Linked DNA regions of Mus musculus: regions 2 and 3 are each linked to region 1. A link is a loop called in an ENCODE intact Hi-C map of the cell type or tissue named here. Cell type or tissue: left cerebral cortex. All regions are shown on one strand.

The links. Peaks named below come from ENCODE experiments on the same cell type or tissue, not always from the same donor. Only the 100,000 strongest peaks of a DNase experiment are listed, where the experiment ranks them.
Region 2: it touches region 1 in a loop (2.9-fold over the local background); 4 of 42 quality-filtered maps call a loop at or near these places.
Region 3: a loop joins it to region 1, with 4 times the contacts of the local background. A loop is called at or near these places in 3 of 42 quality-filtered maps.

Annotation. Positions count from the first base shown.
Region 1 is chr3:139,190,884-139,198,883 of GRCm38, reverse strand. It overlaps the pseudogene Gm4862. Among named protein-coding and RNA genes, the nearest start is that of Stpg2, 11 kb to the left of the region's middle. In left cerebral cortex, a CTCF peak has its summit at 4,762 (motif pointing right); a DNase peak (open chromatin) is centred at 7,215.
Region 2 is chr3:138,957,621-138,965,620 of GRCm38, reverse strand. Rap1gds1 (RAP1, GTP-GDP dissociation stimulator 1) reads left to right here. Exons shown (of 15, transcript NM_001040690.2): 7 at 1,671-1,796; 8 at 6,442-6,585; 9 at 6,936-7,067. Among named protein-coding and RNA genes, the nearest start is that of Rap1gds1, 110 kb to the left of the region's middle. In left cerebral cortex, no CTCF peak of the experiment used is centred here; a DNase peak (open chromatin) is centred at 4,523.
Region 3 is chr3:139,008,672-139,016,671 of GRCm38, reverse strand. Rap1gds1 (RAP1, GTP-GDP dissociation stimulator 1) reads left to right here. Exons shown (of 15, transcript NM_001040690.2): 4 at 1,001-1,126. Among named protein-coding and RNA genes, the nearest start is that of Rap1gds1, 63 kb to the left of the region's middle. In left cerebral cortex, a CTCF peak has its summit at 4,122; a DNase peak (open chromatin) is centred at 4,118; H3K27ac peaks cover 1,065 bases.

The DNA.
Region 1 (8,000 bases):
AAGCAACAGCTAGCTATTGCTGAGATTCAAGTTAGCCTGAAAGAACTGTGAATGAGTATGTCAATGTGTAGACTGAGAAACATAAAAAATATCAAATCGGTAAGGAAGAAATCATAAACTTGAAAGATAAGGTCAAAATAACTAATATCCAAGTGTAAGGAGTGGGTTCTGATGCCTTGATTGGGAATCTGCATGTGAACACTGAAGGTCCTGTCTCCATTTGTTTCTTGATGGATCAATAAAGATGCCCCCAACCAATGGCTGGGTGGAAGAGGTGGGACTTCCAGGTTCTCACAGGCAGGCTAGGAGACAGAGAAGGGAAAAGATTTGTCATGCTTTGGAGGGAGAGAAAGCCACCAGCCTCGTGAGATCTCAGGTGGAGTAAACATTGGCTGCTTCCCCGACTGGGTCTGGGTAGCAGGTGGGAGTAAGCTGAGGGCATATTTAGGGTGCTGAGCAAGGAGAAGGAAACTGGGCAGCTAAGCAGAGGGCAGGATTAGAGGTGGTGAGCTGGGAGTGAAGGTAAGGTCACATTAGCCACAGGAGGCTTAAAAGTGCCTGGCCATTGAGCTAAAAGGTATATTAAAAATAAGCGTGTGTGTGTGTGTGTGTGTGTGTGTGTGTGTGTGTGTGTGTGTGTTTCATCCATGGATCCAAGGGAACCTGGGTGGGTGATGGGAGCGCAGTCTGTCCAGAGCTTAAAATGATGTATAGAAACCACATGCACCGTCCAACTAATGGACATTTGAACCACAGAAAAGATCATGACAAAAGAAGTAAAACCAAGACAAGGTTTTTGACCTCCACATAATGTCATAGCATATATGCATGTGTACACACATACACACAGACACACACACACACACACATAAAACAAAGTGTAATTTTTAAAATGTAATGCTATATAGCACATAATATATATACATGCACAAGTACATAGACATACGTTTTCTTTCTGTTCATCCAAAACATTACAAATGAGCAAGAAAAATGCCTCTTAACGCTGTGACAGAATCAAGACAGGACACTGTGTAGGCGCTTTAAAGGTTTAGCATTCCAGTTAATAATATTAATTCCCATGAGATATTGTTGAGGAAAAAGATTTTAAAAAATACATGATACCATTTTTTTCAAACTAAGCAATATAAAAGGAATATAAATATCAAATGTATGCATAAGCATGTGGAGAATATGAATGGGCATGTGCCAGGCTATTGGTATAAATCTGTTAAAATGGAGAGGTGATGTGTGCAGGAGAAGAATCTGTAAATATATATAATATATATGTCACATTTTTACATTATTTGTAAAATAAGGGAAATGTTTCTGTGTTATTCAATAAAATTTAACATGCAAAATTTTGCTGGAAGGGACAAAATGGGGAGAGAGAGCCATTGAAGCTGTGAGATGATGTCATTATCCCTTGTAATAAATGCTGTGAAGAAAGGGCAGCCAGAGTTAAGTAAGGTGGGGTTCCATGAGGAGCAGCCAGAGACAAGTGAGGTGGGGGTCCATGGGAAGGGATGCCATCACATGCTACTTTCCTTCTAAAAAAAATAATAAAGACTAAACAAAGCATCTTTAAAAAGGATTATGCATAGTTTTTAAAAATTATAAATTGGCAAATTTGACACTGAAATTCAGTATATTAAACAAACACTTTAGGTATTGAGTTCAAATCTCATGTGGCTCAACTTATAAATTTTGAACTAAAAATTTAGTCTACTCATGGTATTTTTAAAAACTACTCTCTTGCATAATGGTCCCACAGGAACTTATTATAGCTTCAGAAGATAAGACAATGGTTGGCATTCTATCTCAGTACTGTACTGTTTTTTACTAAATATAAGAACCTATTTCTTTCTGTTACATATGTATAGCATATTCAATCAATTTATGATTATCACTGACTTAATAAGTTGTCCAATTATAATCTATTTTTTAATTCAAGTTAGACACTGTTAGGAAGGAAATCTTGGATGAATCTAGAACATGTTATACAAGTAAGCCAATTCTTTTTTTAAAGAAAAATGGTATCGCTTATATGAGACATGAATACTACTCAAGTCCATGGGAACAGAAAAGTGTAAGGGTGGTTGCCAGGGTCCAGAGAGGATAAGCCTGAGAATTATTTAAGGGTTAAGACATTTCAGTGTGTAAGGAGAAGATCTTCTGGAGCTCACTGTACAAGAATTTGAACACACTTAACATGCTGAACCAAACACTTTAATATCTGTCAGATAATCAACTCTACTACAAATAGAAATAACTACCTTATGTTGTATACATGATTTGTGAACTCCCACAACTGTAATCTGAAGAATATGTTGATAACATATCTTTTTTTAACCTGGATATAGAAAAATTCAACTGAATTCCAAGAGTAACTGGTGTTGGATGATTATCTACCATCACAAACCTTAAAAGAATACAGGATATTTCATAGATCCATAGACATTAACAGACTATTGTTGGTGCAGGTTCTAAAGGCATAAGCAATTCAATGACAAGGAACTAATAAAAGTCATGGAATGGCATATGGTGACTATTTCAGTGGAAATTAAACCCAAATAGGTCTAATAATGAGCACAAATTGTGTTCATATGTCTTATGCATTTAACTAAGTAGCTGCACTTTTTTTTTGTTTTACAAAGCTAATTCTTTTAAAACAATTTAACATTTGACAAGAACTGTGATGCACTTGCACAGCTGGGTTGTTTGTCTTTTTCTGTTTCTTATTTTTGTTGTTTTTGTTTTTTAGGTGCCCAAATTTATCTAGGTTAGCTTCAACCTATAAGGTTTTTCTGTTTGTTTGTTTGTTTGTTTGTTTGTTTGTTTGTTTGGGTTTGGATGGAGGTGTGTGGATTAAGACAGTCTCTCTTTGTAGATCTGACTGGCCTGGAACTTACTGTGTAGACCAGGTTGGCCTGAAACTCAGAGACGCACCTGTCTCTGGAGTACAAGGATTAAAGACATGAGCGTCCACACCTGGCTGCCTAAGTTTTCTTTCTTTCTTTCTTTCTTTCTTTCTTTCTTTCTTTCTTTCTTTCTTCCTTCCTTCCTTCCTTCCTTCCTTTCTTTCTTTCTTTCTTTCTTTCTTTTTGTAAACAATCTTTTTATTAGATATTTTCTTCATTTACAATTCAAAAGCTATCCCGAAAGTCCCCTATACCCTGCCCCTGCCCTGCTCCCCAACCCACCCACTCCCGCTTACTGGCCCTGCTGTTCCCCTGTACTGGGGCATAGAATCTTTGCAAGACCAAGGGCCTCTCCTCCCAATGGTGGTCGATTTGGCCATCTGCTACATATGCAGCTAGAGACTTGAGCTCAGGAGGTACTGGTTAGTTCATATTGCTGTTCCTCCTATAGGGTTACAGACCCCTTCAGCTCCTTGGGTACTTTCTCTAGCTCCTCCATTGGGGGCCCTGTGTTCCATCCAATAGATGACTGTGAGCATCCACTTCTGTATTTGCCAGACACTGGCATAGCCTCACAAGAGAAAGCTATATCAGGGTCATATCAGCAAAATTTTGCTGGCATATGCAGTAGTGTCTGGGTTTGGTGGCTGATTATGGGATGGATCCCCAGATGGGGCAGTCTCTGCGTAGTCCTTCCTTCCATCTCAGCTCCAAACTTTGTCTCTGTAACTCCTTACATGGGTATTTTGTTCCCCATTCTAAGGAGGGACAAAGTATCCACACTTTGGTCTTCCTTCTTCTTGAGTTTCGTGTGTTTTGCAAATTATATCTTGAGTATTCTAAGTTTCTGGGCTAATATGTTCATAGCAGCCTTATTTATAATAGCTAGAAGCTGGAAAGAACCCAGATGTCCCTCAATAGAGGAATGGATCCAGAAAATGTGTTACATTTACACAATGGAGTACTACTCAGCTATTAAAAACAATGAATTTATGAAATTCTTAGGCAAATGGACGGATCTGGAGGGTATCATCCTGAGTGAGGTAACCCAATCACAAAAGAACTCACATGATATGCACTCACTGATAATTGGATATGTTTTCTTTCTTTAAACATGAAAACCAGGTTTTCAGAAGTAATCAAACAAGTCTAAATGTAAACGAATCCGTGCCTAGACAAAGGACCAAAGCTTTATGTCGATTTTAGATGCTAGAAAAATAAAAATAAAAGTCCCCCCCCCCGTTTCTCCTAATGTAACCAAATAACAATTTTTCTCCTCCTGTAAAACACAAACAAAACTGATTCTAGTGGTCTCAGGAAATGGCCTGTAGTGGTCATGTGGTAGCCTAGTCAAGGTAAGGAAGTCAAAGACCTCAACCACACAGCTGTCTTCTTCCCTGTCCACCATGAGCCACCAAGAATCTCACTACCTAGTGATCTTCATCGCACAGTCTTATTACTACTTTACATGAATACAATCCAGAGAATAGGTGGATTCACACTCAATAAAGCACATCTTAGAAATACCTAGAATGTATACACTAATACACACTAATTCCTAGGGACTAGAATACACTCTTGCAGAAATGGCTTCTAATTCTGTTTTCATTTTTGTGCTTGTGGGTTTTGTTTGTTTGTTTTTTAGTTTTATAAACTTTATCATAAAAAAACTTGAAAATAAAGGAAAAAAACACCCAAAAAAGCTAATCACACCCTAAATTTATACTATACACCAGACAAATAAATTTCTAGATTTGTTGTAAACATTTAATATTCTACAAACTTAAACACTCTTTAAAACCCACAAGGATTTTTTTTTTTTTAGTAAAGATCACTAGGTGGCACAATTTCACCAGTTTAGGCTAATAAATTTTCTCTGTCTTATTAAGTTTATATAAAATAACCTAGATTTTATAATTCCATCTAAGCAATTGAAATTTATATAATATTTTTGCAAGCTATCAAGGACACATAAAGATCCTGTCTCACAAAGAACAAGAACAGCAAATGCTTTCTAAAGCAGCATTGCCCATTCTTGTGACCTATGTGATTTCCACACTGGCTTACAAGGCTAGGAAGGTACAGAATGCGAACATGCCGTCCACCAACTGCATCCTCAGATACTTGCCAACCCTCGGATCTGGGCGTGGCTTTATGAACAAGGGAATGTGTGGTCAAACCATTGGTTCTGATGAGTGCATTAACCTCACTTAAATGATGCAGAAGAGATTCCATGGAAAACAAAGTCAAGAAAACAACTGCACTGGCTCGTGCTAAGAAGAAAGTATTTCTCTGCTCTAACGAGATTCCTATTGGAACTAATCGAAGGACTGAGAGGTTGAGAACACACTACAGGGAATATGATTCCTTTTTCCTCAGCCCTTGTGCTTACCAAGTAACAGCAAACACTGTCATATTGTTTTTAACACAAATTTTTAAAATGTAGGGGTTAAAGAGATGGTTCAATGGTTAAACAAGCACTCGCTGTTCTTGCAAAGAACCTAGGTTCCATTCCCAGCACCCATATGGCAGATCACATCCATCTGTAATTCCATTTGCCCCTCTTCTGACCTCTCTCTGACACCGTGCATGCACATAGTATATAGAAAAATATGCAGGCAAGGCACTCATAGACATACAAGTAAATATATCTATAAAATAAATAAAAATAGTGAAGTTAGTTTTAATTTTTTAAAGTAATTGACAATATATTTCAAATACTCCTTGTTTGATATGCTTATTCTTGAATATAAAAATGGCAACTCTAAAACCAGATGAATAATTGAAATAATAAAAAACAGACTTCTTTGTAAGACATAAGAGTTTATTAACTGTTAATTTGAATCAACTATACATTTTAATAATATTGACATATCATAAAGACTATAATGTAATGATGCGGAATAGTGGCACCATTGATAAATGCTTAAAATGAGGTATTAGGAGTAAGAGCCTAGAAGTCTGAATTATTTTTGCCTTACTGCATAAGATGGCTATACCAAATGTGACCTAAATTTTCTCATATTTAAAAATTAAAAAGAAATAGTGCCTAGACAATGGAAAATAATAGAGGTTGACCAGATTTCATATCCATTTAACCTTTAAGTTGTTATAAGTATCATGTTTGTAGGAAAAGTCCCAGATCTGTCTAATGTGTTCACTATCACTTCATTTCTTGGAAGTATTTATAGTTCAGAAAGTTTAACTGCTCTTAGGCTTCATTTTGGCACATAAAGTAGTTATCAACCAAATAAGGGGGCAGTATACCTCACCTGGACCAAATTCTGCCCTGCCTCCAGCTCCTGATATGATCCTTCCTAATGGCCACTGGTGAACACTATCAGCTGCGATAGTCAACACTGCTAGGTCCTTGATGGTAATGTTCTTAGAGACCAAGTCAACTTAGATAGATACTCTGGCCTCTTGAAAAATTCTCCTGTTCTGAAGAAAGTCCTTACCTAGCACAAAGGATACTGATTCTGAAAGGTCACCTATGAAGAGGGGAATGGGGACAGTTACAGTGTGTTATGAACTAGGATTTTCAAGCCACACTAGACAATAATAAAAAGATAGACTGTCCTTACATCCCAGACCACTACACAAAGCATGACAGTAGACAGAGGGAAAGAAAAGAACAAGGAATACTCTACAGAAGAACTCTACAGCAGGGTTACAAACCACTGAAAGTTTCTGGGTCCATGGATAGCTGCTCAATAGCCATGCTAAATGGACAGGTTCCCTATAGTAAATTGTTCCCAAACCCCTAAGATAGTGTACCTATAACAGCTGCACCAAAATTCTCTCTGAACCTGCCAGAATTCTCTTAGTTCTTACATAAGACCGGTGATGTAAGAGCAGTTGTAATGCTGTTCTGATCTACCAACCCAACGTTGTTCTGATCTATCAACTCAACATGGTTACCAATTTTTTGGTTAAGATCATTTACCCCAATAGCATGGAGAAACAGGGCTATTCACTCAAATGCAAGTTTAACATTAAAGTCTTTTATTTAATTTTTTCTCTTGCAAAATAATATTTAACCAATATCCTAGACAACATGTACAATGTACTGTGGAGAATAAAAAAGAACACAGAGTACTCTTCAGAAGACAGCATTCTTTAAAGGAAGCATTCTAATGTAGGCACATAATGAACAGTGTGTCTTACTCCCCAGTGTTTCCATCTCATCCCTGAAGACTAGCTGAGCAAATTACAATAATTCATCCCCCTTGCCAGGGATGACTTGTTCAGCAGAAGACAACTGCAGCTGTGTTAGGCCTGCCAAAAATATCCACCACCCCAAAGATGCCCATTCTAATTCCTGAAAGTTGTGAATGCAATGGCTGGAATCAGTTATAAGGCACAGTTAGCCTTAAAGCAGGAGAAGAGATGGCTGAGACGAATCCCATCACACAAGGCCCAAAGAGTAAAAGACTCTTTAGCTGAGGCAAGACACTTGAAAAGAAATTCAAAGCAAGTGATTGCTGACTAATATAGGCACCCCCTGGAGCTGCCTTCAGCAATTCACAGCTGACAATTAGTAATGATTCAGGACATCAATCTACACAGGGAAGGGGAGAGGGTGGAGGAAGATGAGGAGGTAGGGTGAAGAGGTAGGGAGTAGGGAGTTACCATCACTTGGTTGAAGTGGAAATCAGTTCTTCAGTCTCCCAGACTGAAGTCCAAGCCAGTCCAGCCCACACTTTGACTAAAGCCTTGTGAGGGGAACCTAGTTGAAGTCCCTTGTGCTTCTGACACACAAAACTAGGAAATAAGAAATGAATGCTACTATTTTTGTGCTACTAGATTTGTGATAATAACGTGCATTTTTCTACTTCATTGCTAAAAACAAAATTGCAAATAAAAAGTGAAATAAATCCCATGTTTATTGCTACTTTCTTTTCTATAGCAAAGACCTAGAATAAACTTAGTTATCCATATCAGCAAATGATATGTTTTAAAAAAAAAAGTGTGTGTGCATGTACATATGCAAACAAATGAACATAAATGAACATGTTGGTACGGTACAACATGTAGAAAAGAGAACAAAAAAGGATAAGTATTAGGAGATGAGGAAGGATG
Region 2 (8,000 bases), 230 kb after region 1:
TAGCCCAGAAGTAGAGTGCTTGTAAGAGTTAACAAAGCCTGTGGCTTTACTCACACAAGCAAAGAACAAACAATATAATTTCCTCTTAAATATAAATTATTTGATTATAGAACTCTAAAAGTATCAGCAAACTGATATGCTTCCCCGAAATACAAAACCCCTAAAATTGAAAGGCTTTCTATGTATGAGAAAATATATTCATATTATACATTTAAAGATCATACTATGTGTGTGCATGCCACACAGCATGTGTGTGAGGACCAGGAGAGGATCACTTGCAAGAACTGCCTCAGTCCTCCTACCATGTGGGTCCCTGGGTTTGAAGTCAGGTTCCCAGTTACCTGCTGAGCCATCTTGTGGGCGCCTATGTGTTTGTAAGAGCATTACTATAAGAAAATCCGAGAAACCTTTGACAATAAGAAGACAGGTAGAACAAGACCAGTACTGCAGGCATTCCTTTGTCATAACCAAAGGACTTCATCTCCACCCCTCATCTCTTTCTGTTCCTTTTTTTCCCTCTATTTTCTGTATTTCTTCTTTCTCCTTTGCTTTCCTTCCAACTTTTAGGATGAATCATTCCCACAGCCATGTTGATAATTCATTATGTTTGTAGGAAAGTCATTAGTGTTTTGCCCTAATGTAATAGTTAAAGCATAAATATGTTTATTAGTCTTCTGGTTTATAATGAAACAAAAGGCACCAGTTCTTGACTATTTTTTTCTAAAAGTGTGTGTTCTTTACACACTATAAATTGAAAGCCATATAGTACTTTAGTTTGACTCGAAGTTTAAAATAATAGAGGTGTGTGTGTGTGTGTGTGTGTGTGTGTGTGTGTGTGTGTGTGTCTATGTCTGTCTGCTTGTCTCTGGAGATTTGATGGCAACTTTGGTAAATCTCTCCAATGTGGGTTACAAATATCAAACTCAGGTGTTGTGTGCCTTTAATCCCTGTACATGGGAGAGGCAAGTGGATCTCTTGTGAATATGAGGCCAGCCTGGGCTACAGTGAGGCTAGCCAAGCTATAGAATAAGACTCAGTCTGAAAAAAAAAGGAGAATGACTTTAAACAATATTTCCAGGGCAGGCAAGTTATCTCAATAGGTATTACCTAGACATGCTGAACAGGATAGAGGGCGAGGCTTCAAGAACGCTGGTGGGTTGGCCTTAAAATAGTGATAGAGGACATGCACAAGGCCTGAGAGTCAGTCTGTAACACTGCAAAGACAGAGAACAGAAATACAGTGTTATTTATTATCATGTCAGAACTAGTACAAAAGTATCTCAATTAAGTGACATTAAAGATACATTGGTGTCATCTTTTATTTAGCAATGTAAAATATAATTTGTTTTGAACAGTTTCCTCCTTTGCATGAAAGCCTTGAAAGTGTGAATTTATGACTTAGTGATTTTTTTAATCGTTGCTATGGTTACCTGTATGTTGCACAGTGAACAATTTTTATGGCTTCAAATGAAACTGGGTCAGAACATTTTCTCTAAAGTTTTAGACATTTTCTTTTTCAAGGGCACTAAAGGTCAGTTTGATTGTTTCCTGTGTGTGACGAACATTTGTGTTGAGTAACAATACAAATGACTGGGCATCAAAAGTAACAGCAAACACATTTCTGCGTTTCATTTTGTTTGCCTACTCTAGATTGTTCTTCTATTTTTCAGAGTCAAGTAAAGAACAGTTTGCTAGCACAAACATTGCTGAAGAGCTGGTAAAACTATTCAAGAAACAAATAGAACACGATAAAAGAGAGATGATTTTTGAAGTTCTAGCGCCATTGGCAGAGAATGGTAAGAAAAAACTCCTTTGGATGTTTGGTTGTGCAGAGTTTCTTAGGTGCTGCGATGCCAGTTCTTAACTCAAAAACCTTCTTTGCACTATTAATGTTATATTTTTTATTTGTATAACTCTACCTTCAGCTATATTATTCCACGACTGTATCTAAATTTGGAGAAACCTCTTTCCAAGTTTGATTTTAAAGTCTTAGCAAAGATACTTCTACAGTTATTTTTGCTCTGATGTAGAAGATAATGAGGGCTGTGGAGATGGTGTGATGGGTACAGACTTTGCCACCCAGGCATCAGGTTACAGAACCCATGTAAGCCAGGCGTGGCAGAGGAGAGGTGGAAACAGACCCCTGGGTGCTGGTCCCGACACAGCCTGCCCAGTTAGTGAGCTTCAGGTTCAGTGAGCCATCCTGTCTCATCCTGTCTCAAAAATAGGGTAAGGGTTGATTGAAGAAGACGCCCAGCGTTGGCATCTGGCTTAAATGTGCGTTGTTACACACAACCACGGGTAGAATTTGAAGAAGAAAAGTGAGGTAAAGAGATTAATCCTATATGAACCCCTCTAAAGACACAAGAGGATACAGCGAGGCATTCTAGGCCTGTCTACAGTGAGAATATTGATGAGTCACACCTTCTTAAGAGATGGACCCAGAAAGATAAGAGTGTATCAGGAAACAAACACCTGCACTTTTGTAAGTGATATTTCACATATAATGTCTTTTACATATTCAGAATACGACAAGACACTAATAAGGCAACACAATAAAATTATAAGAACACATATCATTGAATCTCCAGATACGGGAATTCTTATCCACTAATTTAAAGTAAGGATGCTGAGAGCTAGAAAGGATGGTACTTGCTGAGGAAAATGCTTGCTGGGCAAGTGTGGGGACCTAAGTTCAAATCCCAGAACCCACATAAACCCATGCATATGGAATCACAGTGCTCCTGCAACACAATGGAGGACAGTAGCCTGCTGTGCCCAGCCATGAACAAGAGAGAGACTGTCTTAACAAGGCAAAAGGTGAGGACCAACACTTGAGGCTGTTCTCTGACCTCCATGTGTGCACTGTGAACACCCACAATCATGTTCACACACACATGCACACGTGCACATAAACAAAAGATTAAAACAGGTTAGTGAGTATGGTTAGAGAGATGAAAGAAAGATTTTTAAATAATAAAAATGCAATACAGCAGATTTAGAAATAAACAAATAGAAATTCCAGAGCTGAAATTTCCAACCTAAATTAAGTACTTGCTGGCGGGCAGGCTTCTCAGCAGGATGCATAGAGTGGAATTAGGGAACCTGTGAGCTGAAGCCCAGTAGGAACTCCTGAATGAAGTCTTCAAAAAAGGGGGAAATGACACAGGCAGGTGGATCATCATGCTCTCTCCCTTTTGGTAATGGTGGTGGTGGTTGTTTCTGCCTTTGTTGTTTTCTTGTTTTGGTACCAAAAGGGACTAAATGTTTTGGGAATGGATAGTACATCAGCCACATTTAAAGACAGGTACGCAGAGATCTCAAATTACAAAAGGTACCAACTTTCTGGTCAGCATATGGTAAGCAGAGCAAGTTTTTAGACAGCCAGGGCCACCTCAGAGATGCCCTGTCTGAGAAAGACTTCTAGAAGGAAATTCATACGCACAAAATTTAAAATACAACACAGAATGAAAAGTCAGACTCTGCTAAGCAAACTTGGGAATAAGAAACAATACAGTTGGAGGCATTCCCATTGGATTTTTTTCCCTTGAGTCACGGTCTCTCTATCATGTTGCTCTGGATGCCCTGGAACTTACTATGTAGCCCAGGCTGGCCCTCAACTCAAGAGTCCCACTTGCCTCTGCCTTCCAAGTGCTGGGATTAAAGACATGTGCCACTATACCCAGGTCTGCATTAATTTTTAAAATTTATTTTAGGTAAGGTTCTGGCTTTAATATGTAATTTAAAACTAGAAAGTTTATCTTAAAATATAAGAGGCGATTCTGACCCCAAGCCTAAAAATCCTGAGTTCCCAAAGCCACATTGTATAAGTAGGGAACCAATTCTTGCAAGTTGTCCTATGATCTCTACATGAGCGAGCATACATTCCCCTCTCCATTCACACACACGTCTCACACGCACACACACGTAGTAATAAGAAAAGAACACTAAACTAGCTTTTAGGAATGACTATTGGGTGAAGTTATAGAACTGCAAGTGATTTGTCATAACAACTAGGGCAGTGACATGAGGCCTGCAAAAGGGTGCCTGTGATCAGAAAGAAATGTATAGAGGGATTTCTGGGATGATTGACGATTTCTTGATCTGGGTAATAAAGAATAATTTTCATAGTTGCTTATGTTTAATTTGTATATTTTCTGCAAATATGGCTTTTCTCTGCCTTTTAAATAAAGGTTATATCCTAGATAATCTTGATTGCTAGACTGATGACTTAGGTTGAGAAGTTCCTAAGATTGAAACACACCTCTGAGTGTGTTTGTGAGAGTCTCCAAGAGTAGCTAAAGGCGTAGAGACTCTCCTTACTGTGTCCAGCAACTTCCTAGCTATGCTGCCCCTTCCTCGGTGTGACCTCCTGAAACGCGGGCCTAAGTATAACCTGCTCTTTACTTAGTGCATTTAATATGTACATGCAATATGCACATACATACTCATTCAAGTCAGTGGTAAAGATAGACCTTGTGTGTTGATAAATGTGCTAGGATGTCTGCTTTGCCAAAATGTCTGCCTGGTCTTAACTAAGGCAATGTAAGGTTTCTAAATTGGGGATTACAGTCTAACTGTGAGACGAAAGACCTGTAAGCCTCTCTCTTTGCATGTATTACCCGTTCCTAATGCCTTAAATCTTGCTCTTCAGGGAGAAAACTCCTTTTTCATCTCATTCCTTGGTTCTACAAAATGAATTGTACCCTGGTCTTCCAGGATTATGCCAAAGAGTTACTGTAACCTCCTTACAGATTGTATAGTAGTGTTTTTATTTATTGCTTGTCCTCTCATCCACATAAATCCTGTTGAATAACTACGGGGCTCAGAGTGACCGCCTTTGAAATGTGTTTCTGTATTAATTATTTGCATCCTGGCTATGATTTGTTTTCTTTTGCTTTATAAGAAGAGTAATTGTAACTTTGTATCTGTGGTTCAAGGCTTTAGAATTTCTAAGACTTTTTATCATAGATTTTAGGTCTGGTTTCTGCACATCTCTAGCCCTAGTCTTCTGTATGTAACCAAGGAAACGTCCTACTTAAGTTTGGCCCAATACTGGTGCATTTTTTAAAAGTATTTTGTGTATTTAAAGATATTCAAAGGAAAATCAATAATCCTTGTGATAATATAAAGTTAAAATGTTCCATGCTAGTTACCTAAAATTATAAACATTAAGCATATGGATATTTTAAACTCTTTATTCCATACACCAAGAAACTGTCATTGTTGTGTGTGACGCATAGGCAGCTTACGGAACCCAATTACCAAAGGAAACTCCAACCAGAACAATAAAATTACATTTTTTTTTTGACAGAAGGAGATATGGCTTACAGATACAAAGTCTTCAAAAATACTTTAGAGTAAGATATTGGGACTATAAGATAATAGACGTAGTATTGGGGTAAAATTACCATTGCAGTCAGGTTCTTTTTTAAAATGAAATTATTACATTTTTTTCTGAATAACATAGTTTATCGGTTAACCATGGAAGATTTTTTTTTTTCTTTTCAACTGTATTATGAAGATTTTTTTTTTCCTTTTCCTTTTTTTTTTTTTTTTTTTTTTTTTTTTTTTTTGGTTTTTTTCGAGACAGGGTTTCTCCTTGTAGCCCTGGCTGTCCTAGAACTCACTTTGTAGACCAGGCTGGCCTTGAACTCAGAAATCCGCCTGCCTCTGCCTCCTGAGTGCTGGGATTAAAAGCGTGCACCACCACGCCCGGCTGTTATGAAGATTTTGAAGACATCCTGGGAAATAGAATTCAGTGTAAGGAATCATTGTGTACTCATGACCCAAAGACGGCTTACATCAGTGAAAACGTGAAGCTCTTTTTAAAAACAAAACTTATAAGTTTACAAACCACACTAGAAAGATTGCATCTATACAAATACCAGCCCAAGTATGCATACTTGTGTGTAGGTTCAGATTTTCTAATAGTCCCATAAATTTTGACAGCTTTTTATTCAAATCTCATAGTAGATATATTTTAACTTTAGATAACAATATGTATGTATTATAGACATATGTGTATATAATATACTGTTGTCTTTTACCATAATCATAATACCTAAAAATATAGTGATATTGGGTGTTGTCAGAGCTGAAAAAGACCTGGGGTTTTTGGGGGGGGCTATAGAGCATTTTAAGAGGATAAATAATTTCAAATAGAAAAATGAAGTTTTTATATAATTAGTCTGGACCGTCATCTTGATCTTGAAACTCAAGCGTTCAAAGGTGAGGGTTTTTTTGTTTGTTTGTTTGTTTGTTTGTCTGTTTGTTTGTTTGTTTTTTGTGGTGGTGGTAGTAGGTGTTTTGTTTTTTGTTTCTAAGTTGTTTATTAACTGATCTTAAAATACACTAGTTAGAATTCTTCATGACAGGTCACTGTGCAGGGGCCCTGTGACATCAAAACTTGTGATTTTGTCCACATTGTTCCGTATGCAGATGCTATTAAGCTGCAGCTGGTTGAAGCAGGTTTGGTAGAGTGTCTCCTAGAGATCGTCCAACAGAAGGTGGATAGCAACAAAGAGGACGACGTTGCCGAGCTTAAAACTGCTTCTGACCTCATGGTTTTATTACTGCTTGGAGGTGAGTCTCTCCTGCCAACCAGAGCACACGGTCAGCAGATTTTTTATTCGTATTGTGCCTTTCGTGAACAGAACACTAGGCCATGAAAAGAACAAGAAATGACAAACTTGAGAAACAGCTAAGTCCCCGCTATCTTCAGTATCTGAAGACCTGTAATAGCGAACAGAGCACTGAAGGCTGGATGGCTCTTGAAAACTCGAGCCTCACAATTCACCAACCTCAGTGTCCAATTGCTACTAGTAACGCAGTACAAGATTTCTAGTTTCCTCATTGGATTTCCACTTTGGAACGTGGGTTTGCAAGCCCTAATCATAGTTCCTCATTTAACGATCTGTTTCATTTCCCTCTAGATGAGTCCATGCAGAAACTTTTTGAAGGAGGAAAAGGCAGTGTGTTCCAAAGGGTGCTCTCCTGGATCCCATCGAATAACCACCAGCTGCAGCTGGCTGGGGCATTAGCCATTGCAAATTTTGCCAGGAACGGTATGCACATTAGTTATTCCTTGTGAACCAAGTGTTCTGCATTTTTTAAGTTTCTGCTTTATCCATCACATATATCAAAAGTGTTCCATTCAGAAATGTTTGTGTGTTATTTCCTCCATCTTTTAGAAGTCTCTACTGACTTACTAATATAACATATTTTGTATAGCCATCTGAATTATAATGTTTAAAGACAGATGATCATGGGATGGTTTTGAATACTGTGCGCTTCAAGTTTAGTGACTTGAGCATATCCATCTGATGGGGCATATTGATCCTTTCCCAGTTATGTTATCTTGGCTGTAATAGTCTGAGTATTCATTTTTGGGCTATTGGGTTATATTCCTATATCTATGTTTACATCTCAGTATTCCTGTGGGTGTACAGTATTTAATTTAATAATATTTCAAAGGCACTGGACCTTGTGAAATCTGATACTCTTGATAGCTAATCTAAGAACTCTTATTATGTCTAGAAAATATAGACTGTTTTTTAAATTCAATTTGACTACAGTGTGAACCGTTCACATGTAACACAGATTGAGTGTCCCTTAATCCAGTGTGCTTGAGACCTAACGTGTTATATTTTCTCAGGTTTTGGAATATTTATATAGACATTAGACAATGTCTTCGTTAGAAGACCACACCCGAACATGAAATTTACTGTTTGTGCATATATCCTGAGAATTGCTTAGATGATATTTTTAGTGCATCCTTATTGTGGCTGGTTGATCACATGAATTCAGTTACAGAGTTTCAACTCACAGTCATGTCAGTACGCAGATGTCTCAGACTTTAAGGTTTTCCTTCAGGAACGTTCAGCCTTACAGACGATCATGGCTGACTTATTTTGTCCTCCCTTCTCTTTAAAAGAACTATTTAGTAAAGGCCTTAAGACTGGCAGAATATTAGACTTCTGATCTGGATAGGTGGAGAG
Region 3 (8,000 bases), 180 kb after region 1:
AGAGTTAGCTATATATTCACTAGAACGTGCTGATGGCAGGTGTGAAACCCACAGGGGTAACACTGGCTTTCGGGTAACACTGGCTTTCAACTACCTTTCCTTATTTGGGATTTTGGGGGCGAGGATCTAAAAAGAATGAAGTTCTTTCTAGCCCTTTCTGTGATGGTATCACCAAGAGTCAGCAGGCAGAGAACAGTAAACCCAGAGATCAGGGAGAACAGATCTGAATGACAAGAAGGGTAGTATTTGGATAGACCTGTAAACACTGTACATAGCATTAGAGCAGACATGAGTGACCCTGGACAGACCCGTAAATGCATGCACATAGCAAGAGCAGACAAGAGTGACCCTGGATAGACCTGTAAATGCATGCACATAGCAAGAGCAGATGTGAGTGACCCTGGACAGACCTGTAAATGCATGCACATAGCAAGAGCAGACAAGAGTGACCCTGGACAGACCCGTAAATGCATGCACATAGCAAGAGTAGATGTGAGTGATCATAAACTGGATGTTAAGAGAGACGAGGAATGCAGGATTCTTCTAGGCCTGAACAATTGAAAAAGACCTATTATTAAAGGATTCATTGGAACCTTTCAGTTTTCTTCTTAACTTTGAGCTTTTGGAGACCATGTAGTGATAAACTGGAGCACTTGGTAGCTTAGTTTATAGCTTCTCCTTTAATCATCTCACTGTGCAGTAACCCTGCCACCATCGTGTGCTGTTTCCACAGCACGCCAGCCATTCCCAAGAGATAGTGCCACCTCAGCTGTGATGAAAGTTAGTTAAAATACTGCGGAGCTTACATACGGCGGATAATGTGGCCCTACGAGGTTTTGTATGTTTATTGGTTTCATCAGGTATTTAATAGGGATGTAGGCAAGAAATTTGAACAGAAATGCGCTTTCAAATAGTAAACCCTTTAAACTTAGCACTATGTGTTTATTTTTCTGTATTTCGTATATTTCGAGTTCTGATGAAACATGTCTCTTCTTTTCAGAATTTATGCGAATCCCATGTGTAGATGCTGGATTGATTTCACCACTGGTACAGCTGTTAAATAGCAAAGACCAGGAAGTGCTGCTTCAAACGGGCAGGGCATTAGGAAACATATGCTACGATAGCCGTAAGTATCAAGATATTGGTGATACTTTCACCACGTTTAAAGAATTGTGAAATTATGATTTTCAAATTGGTTTTCAATTTGGTGTCAGGACTGACTTCTAGAGAGGCCAGTTAGCTTTAGCTCTGCTTATTTAGCAGAACTGACGGAAACTTGGGCCACACCATGCTCCTAAGGAAGTAGTTAGAGGGAGCAAATCCCCATTTTATACAAGAGATGTTTTCTCAGTAAGTTGCTAAAACTCTTGAGACCTTTAAATTTAACAAAACTCAATTTGTAGATCTTTAAATTAGGTCTTACTGAAGTACTGTCTAAGTGAACATGCCTATGGAAAGTCTTAGTTTCTACATCTGTCCAAGTGAAGTTTTAATTAATTGCCATTCAGTAAAACCATTCGTAAACTCCATCATCTCCTCAAAAGCTAGACCAGCCCACTGCATCCGCATTGGCTCCATTCCGTCATTGCCATCCTTACCACCCTCTGGAACTCCATGCTACACAGGGCAAGCAAGAACTTGCGGGTTGACTTAGTGCAAACATACCACAGTTGCTACTTCTTGTCTCTCGTATACACCGAAAACTTCTGAGTATAAAGTTGGACTTGATGACACATGCTTTTAATCCCAGCACTCCAGAGGCAGAGGCAGGAGGATCAAGGCCAGCCTGGGCTATACAAAGAGAGCTCAACAGACAAACAGCATACTTTGAGAGTTTCAAATTAATCAGGCATATCTTAGTTGTCTCTAGATTTTTATTTTTGAGCCAGAAATCACACACTTATCATTCAAGTTTAAACGATCTACAAAATCAGTATTTGTGCAACCAGAATAATTTTACCATGTTTTCCTTCTTGAACCCATACCTTAAGTGAGTTGTATTTTGCTGTGAATACTAAATATTTGGGTTTTTTCCCCTAACACAGTGTTTTAAAATGTGACTTATACCTGTGAACCATATACATATTTATAGTAAAACAAAAACAGCAAAAGAAACTGTAGTTATTTGCTGTAACTGATCTGTAGCACAATAAAGGCAGCCTTCTTACTCTCACTCTCTTCTCTTTCCTGTGTGTGACGGTGTCCGGGACATCTGAATGTAAAGTGTAGGGTCCATTTTCCAATCCCTGATGATGCACGTAAAGTTGCATATGTTCTACTCGAATCTGACTCTCTGTATCTTAAGGTACTACCTTCATTTACAAAATGAGAGTTCTTCATTTTATAATTTTGCATTGTGTGTGTGTGAGAAAGTGTGTGTTTGTGTGAGAGAGTGTGTGTAAGAGAGTGAGTGTGTGTGTGAGCGTATGTGTGTGTATGTGTGAGAGTATATGTGTGAGTGTGTGTGTATGTGACAGTCTGTGTGTGTGAGAGAGAGTGTGTGTATGTGAGACTGTATATGTGTGAGAGTGTATGTGTGTGTATGTGAGAGAGATTGTGTTTGTGTATAAGTGTATGAGTGCGTATATATGTGAGTATATGTGTGTGAGAAAGAGTGTGTATGTGTGTGAGAGTGGTTTTTATTAAGTATCATAGATTGTGATCTCAGCTCTCAAAAATTATTCATTGATATAAAAACAAATTATTTTTTAATACATACCCCTAACCTCTGCCCAGTAGTAGTTACCAAATGGTTATATGTACTTTCAGAGTATTGTAAGTTAGGTTTCGTTCTTGCCCTTCTGTGTTTACTGGAGAATGTAAAATCATCAAAAGTCTTTATTATTCAGCTTAATTTTTCTTGAATTTTTCCCCTCCAATCATGGGAATTATTGCCTCTTATGAGACTCTTGTCCTGGAATCTCACTTGGTAATGGCAGAATAGAACACTACACTGTCTTCTGGTTACTTATGGTTTTCGTGGATACATACAGTCATTTTATTCTCTGTATATTTCAAAGAACCTTGAACTCCAGGTGACAAATACCAAGCTAGTACAGCTATAGTTTGATGAAAGCGAAGGTCACTGTGACAGTATTTATAGGGCTTGTTCCTTTGACTTATGAGGTATGCAATATGAAGTTTTATAGGTACAGTGGGGGCTGTGACATTAATATATTTCATTGTGTAGACATTTACAGCTACTTCATCCTTCAGTGGAAATTACAGTTAAATTGATAAATAAACACTGTGACTTGAGCCAAAGTTTTCACTTCTTAGCCTTGGTTAAAGAAAATGAAGTTAAGGGTGTTAAAAATGTTAAACATAAGTGATTTATTGCTGTAAATAATGGGATACAATACATTCATTGTGCAGTGTTGCCTCGTGTATAACTTAAAACTGCTTTCTTATCCTTTTATTTTAAATTAAATTCATGCCAACTTCTTAGTGTTTTCTCCAGAATTATTCTAGAAAAACTGGAGTATATACCAAGATATGAATTTAGTACTGTCTAGTTACTCATGATTTTATTTGAATTGCATTTATCATTTATTTCATAACAGTTGGGATTTTAAGAAAAATTAGGCTTACCTGAGAAGACAGTGCTGACTTCTAGTTTAAATAATGAGCCATTTCCCCTTTATCAAGAAAATGATGCTTTTGAGAGAGAAAGAGAGGAACAAGAAACATTACAAATTAGTAAATTTAAGAGACTTGCTTTTTCAAAATATAACATTTTAAAATTCATATTTATTCTTATGAAATTTAACCTGTTAGAATAATTTAGGTGGGTAATTAGTTTGCTCCAACTGCATGATTTTTAAAGGTGTGGCTTTTGTTCGGGTGGTAGTAGGCATGAGGTAGATAGATTAGATAGATGGAAAACTAGCATTTACAGAAGGCACTGTAAGCAACTCACCACAAAAGGGAAAAAAGGAGAAATCTGTGTCTATGTGATAGACATTTGCTATCGTAACTTTACCAATTCATTTGAGAGAAATACCCATAAAATGCATGGAACAGAGAAGTGGGTCAGGCTTCAGTTTTAGTAACAGCCTTGTCAGTTCCCATTATAGGCGTTCTTCCTAACGGAAGGAAATGTTCTTACATAATCCCCACATCACGAAACAGCAGCGCCCCTACCAGACGGGGTGTAGTCGGGCTTTATGGCTGGTGAACCTTCGGATGCATCTCTGTCTCGTGTGTGGAGATGAAAGAATCTCTGTCTGGGGACAGTTTTCACTTAAAATTGTTTAGTGTGCTGTCTCCCATATCACCTCTGAGGCATTTCATAATGGATTCCTCTTTTAAGACATTCAAATAGACTTTAGATGCAAGCACCATTTAAAATTTTGTGTGCCAGGGTAACTATTAGCTTTGCCAGAGTAACTTGTCAATAAGTTTGACATCTTTCAAAGAAGTTATCTACGGAAATATTATGTTTCAGTTTGTAAAGTAATCAGCAAAGCTGTGTGTAGTAGAACCTGCTCAGGAATATTGTTTTAAACAGAGAGATATATTTAAGAAGTGCTTGTTCTGTGTGCACGTTCCTTTCAAAGGTTATATTCTAAAACCCAAGAGAGTGATTGTCTTACTTGGAATTTTTGTAGCATTCTCTGTTTTTATTGATTCCTAAGATTAGAGCTCTGCACATTGTAAATTGCTGATTTGTTTGAGTGTTCCTGGTCTCTAACAGGTCCATGGCTTGTCTCCTCTGCATTTAACGTTCCCGGGGATACATTGGTTCTTGGAGATTGGAGTTTCTGTTTGTTAATATTACCCCTTGAGTTAAGGAAATAGCATTTGATGTACGCACACCTTTGATCCCAGCACACAGGAGGCACAATCAGGCGGATCTCAGAGTTCTGAGTTCAAGGCCATCCTGGACTGCAGAGTGAGTTCCTGGACAGCTAAGAGAAACCCTGTCTCAAAAACAAAACAAAACAAAACAAATAAAAACAACAACAAGAAGAAGATTTGATAGGAACTAGCGGAAAATGAATATATAAAATTCAATATTTACCCAGTTTATATAAAGAGCAGGGTTAACACAATCAAAATTTAGAATTGAATATGCTGCTTATAATAATAAAGCAATACTTGTGGTTACATAGTTCTATTACTAGAATGATACACATATTTTAAGATGCTTACATGATGTAGTATCTCACTTCCATAGAAAAGAAAATTACAGTCCTCCTGAGTGAATAAAATAATCAAAACAAGTTAGTAATCTGGATTGCCAAGGCAGTTTTTGTGAAGTAAGGTAAATTCTGTTTATTTAACTCACTTCAAGTATACAAAAGAATGGCCAAGTAAATGTATGTTAGTGATTCTTAATGTGTTACATGGTTGCTTGGTTGGTATATGAGGTGTAGGGGGCAAGTATTGCAGCCACATGAATGTACAGAGGTAGACCTTGGATATTTTCTCTGCCAGCCTCCTTATTGCCTTGAGATAGATCCTCTCTCTGGACTAAAGTCTTGCTGTTTGGACCAGGCTTGCTAGGCAGTGAACTGCCAGGATTCAGCTCTGTCTACCCAGCAATGCCAGGCTCACAGACACCTATAGACATGCCCAGCTTTTATCATGGGCCCTGAGGATTGGAACTCAAGCCCTCATGCCTGTATAGCACTCTTGCCTGCTAAGCCTCCTCCCCAGTCCCACTGTTTTCTATTCATGGGCCAAATAATCTAGTTTAAATTAACTGCAAGTGCCAAGAAATAATAGCTAAACAATATTTTATAATGAAAATTAGATTATTATATGTTAATATAGTACAGAAATGCTTTGAAATTGTACAGGTAATCAATGTTTGCTGCAGCTTTATTACATTGAATTGTTTATTCTGGCACTTAGAAATATTTATTTCAGTGATCTAATTATTTGGTTAGAGGGTTTTGTTTTTTCTATTTTAGAAGAAATTGAATTATTAGCTAGTAGCATAACGATGACATTCAACTTTATCAGTCAACTTACTATCAAAGTATGCCATTTATAGAAGAAAAGAATGGATAACTGGTTTACAATGGAGCTTTTAGATTTGATTATGACTATTATCGCATGAAAATACTTTATAAAGATGTTATGTGTGGATTGAAGTAGATGCTGTCTTATAGTTCTTATAAGCTCTAAAAAACATCGATGAAAAAGAACAGTGCTTTAACTATAGTAGAGAAAATACCATGGTCAAAAGCAGACGTGATGAGGTGATTTGAATACATACTAAATATGTGGCTTTTACTACAGTGATAACGAGACTATAAGGTCCATCTGCCTCTTAAAATAGGTCAAATAGTGCATTCTAGGAAAGGAAAGGAAATTGGTTGTCAAAAGTTATATAGATAAGTTCATAAAAGTTTAGTACGTCCCCTGGAAGGCAGGTAATGTTATAGATAGAACCCCAGCTGTGCCGTTTAATATGTCTGATCTTTTTTTAGCTCTAAAGTCTGTTAGGTTAAAATAAACTTGTTTCATGGATTAAATTGGATTCATGGCTGGGTATGGTAGGACACTTTTTATCCCAGCACTTGGGAGGCAGAGACAAGCAGATCTCTGAGAGGTTGAGGCCAGTCTGGTGTACAGAGTGAGTTCCAGAACAGCCAGGGCTCCATGAGACCCTGGCTCACTGTCCACCTCCAAGTAGGGTTTATATATAAAAGCGGAACATAGATTATAAGCCATTATGCAAAGGAAATAAATACTATGATGATTCTAAACTCTACTGCAACCTAATCTAAATATACTGCAACAAGTGTGTGCAGGATATGTACAATGAATGTATAAAAGACAAGAAGCTTATAAAGAAAGACAAAAAGTAAAACTATCCTGTAAGAAGCAGGGTTAATCTACTTAACTGTGTGTAAGCATTAAATGAACCACAGCCTTTTGGTAGCCATGGTGAACACAAGAAAAGTTGGTTTGTATGATTCTTACTCTATGCTGAAAGGAAGGTTATAGTTATTAAACAGACCTTTGAAGCAAGTGCAAGCAGGGAGTTACTAGGACAATCCTGTATGCACCTAGTAACAACAGTGAAAGTGTCTGCTGGCATTAGGTGTGCTGTCTTGGATAATGGTTCTGCAGAGTTTGCACATGAGCTCCACTTAATGACTTTTGTCTTGCTCTTTAAACAGAATCCAAGAAACAACACTGTGTAGTTTTATTTGAGAAACATCGCCCAACAATGTTGGGTTTTGGTGGTTACCTCAAGTACGGAGCTTAAAATTTGAAAAGAAAAAAAAAATATTGAGTTGTTTTCTACTAGTTTAGCTTCAGAATAAGATCCTTTGTATGACATGTCCAGGTTGAAGTCTCCAGAAAGAAGAAGGAGAAAAAAAGTTTGTTTATTAATCCATTGCTAGTCTTCTAAAAATCTAATTTGCATGAAAGTGAGTCCTGAAAACTATGTTAATGCCACTGCATGAATCTGTACATAGATAAATTGCTTAGACCTGTACATACATGCACACACACAAAATGAGAAATAATGAAGTCTGTATAGAGCCCTTAGATATCATTGTGGATGCCCTGGTGGAGATATTGTATCTATATTGTGTGATATCATCTTGGGACATGAAAGTAAATATTCAACAAGAGCATGCTATGGTTGGGGCCTTGGATGTCTTGAGTTGATTGGTTTTTGTTTTTCTATTTGTGTGTATGTGTACATGCGTGTATGTGCCTGTGCCTATGTGTCGCTCTGTCCTGTAGCTTCCTGTAAGCCTGTACATGCTTAAATAAAGCATCCATATGTCCAGGAGGTAAACATATTCTTTTTTCTGTGACAAATACTCTTAAGTCTTTTACCTCTTCTTCGGATGGAAGCTCTCTCTTTCCTTCTCCCCCTCCCCCGTGTGTACATAAAATTATAAAGCATTACCTCATAATGCTATTTTTACAGTGTTTGGACAATTCATGTGAAGAGCAAAATACCTGCATGTTTCTGTGTTCCTCCATGCTTTTAACAATAAACAAATACATACATAAAAATGAAACCA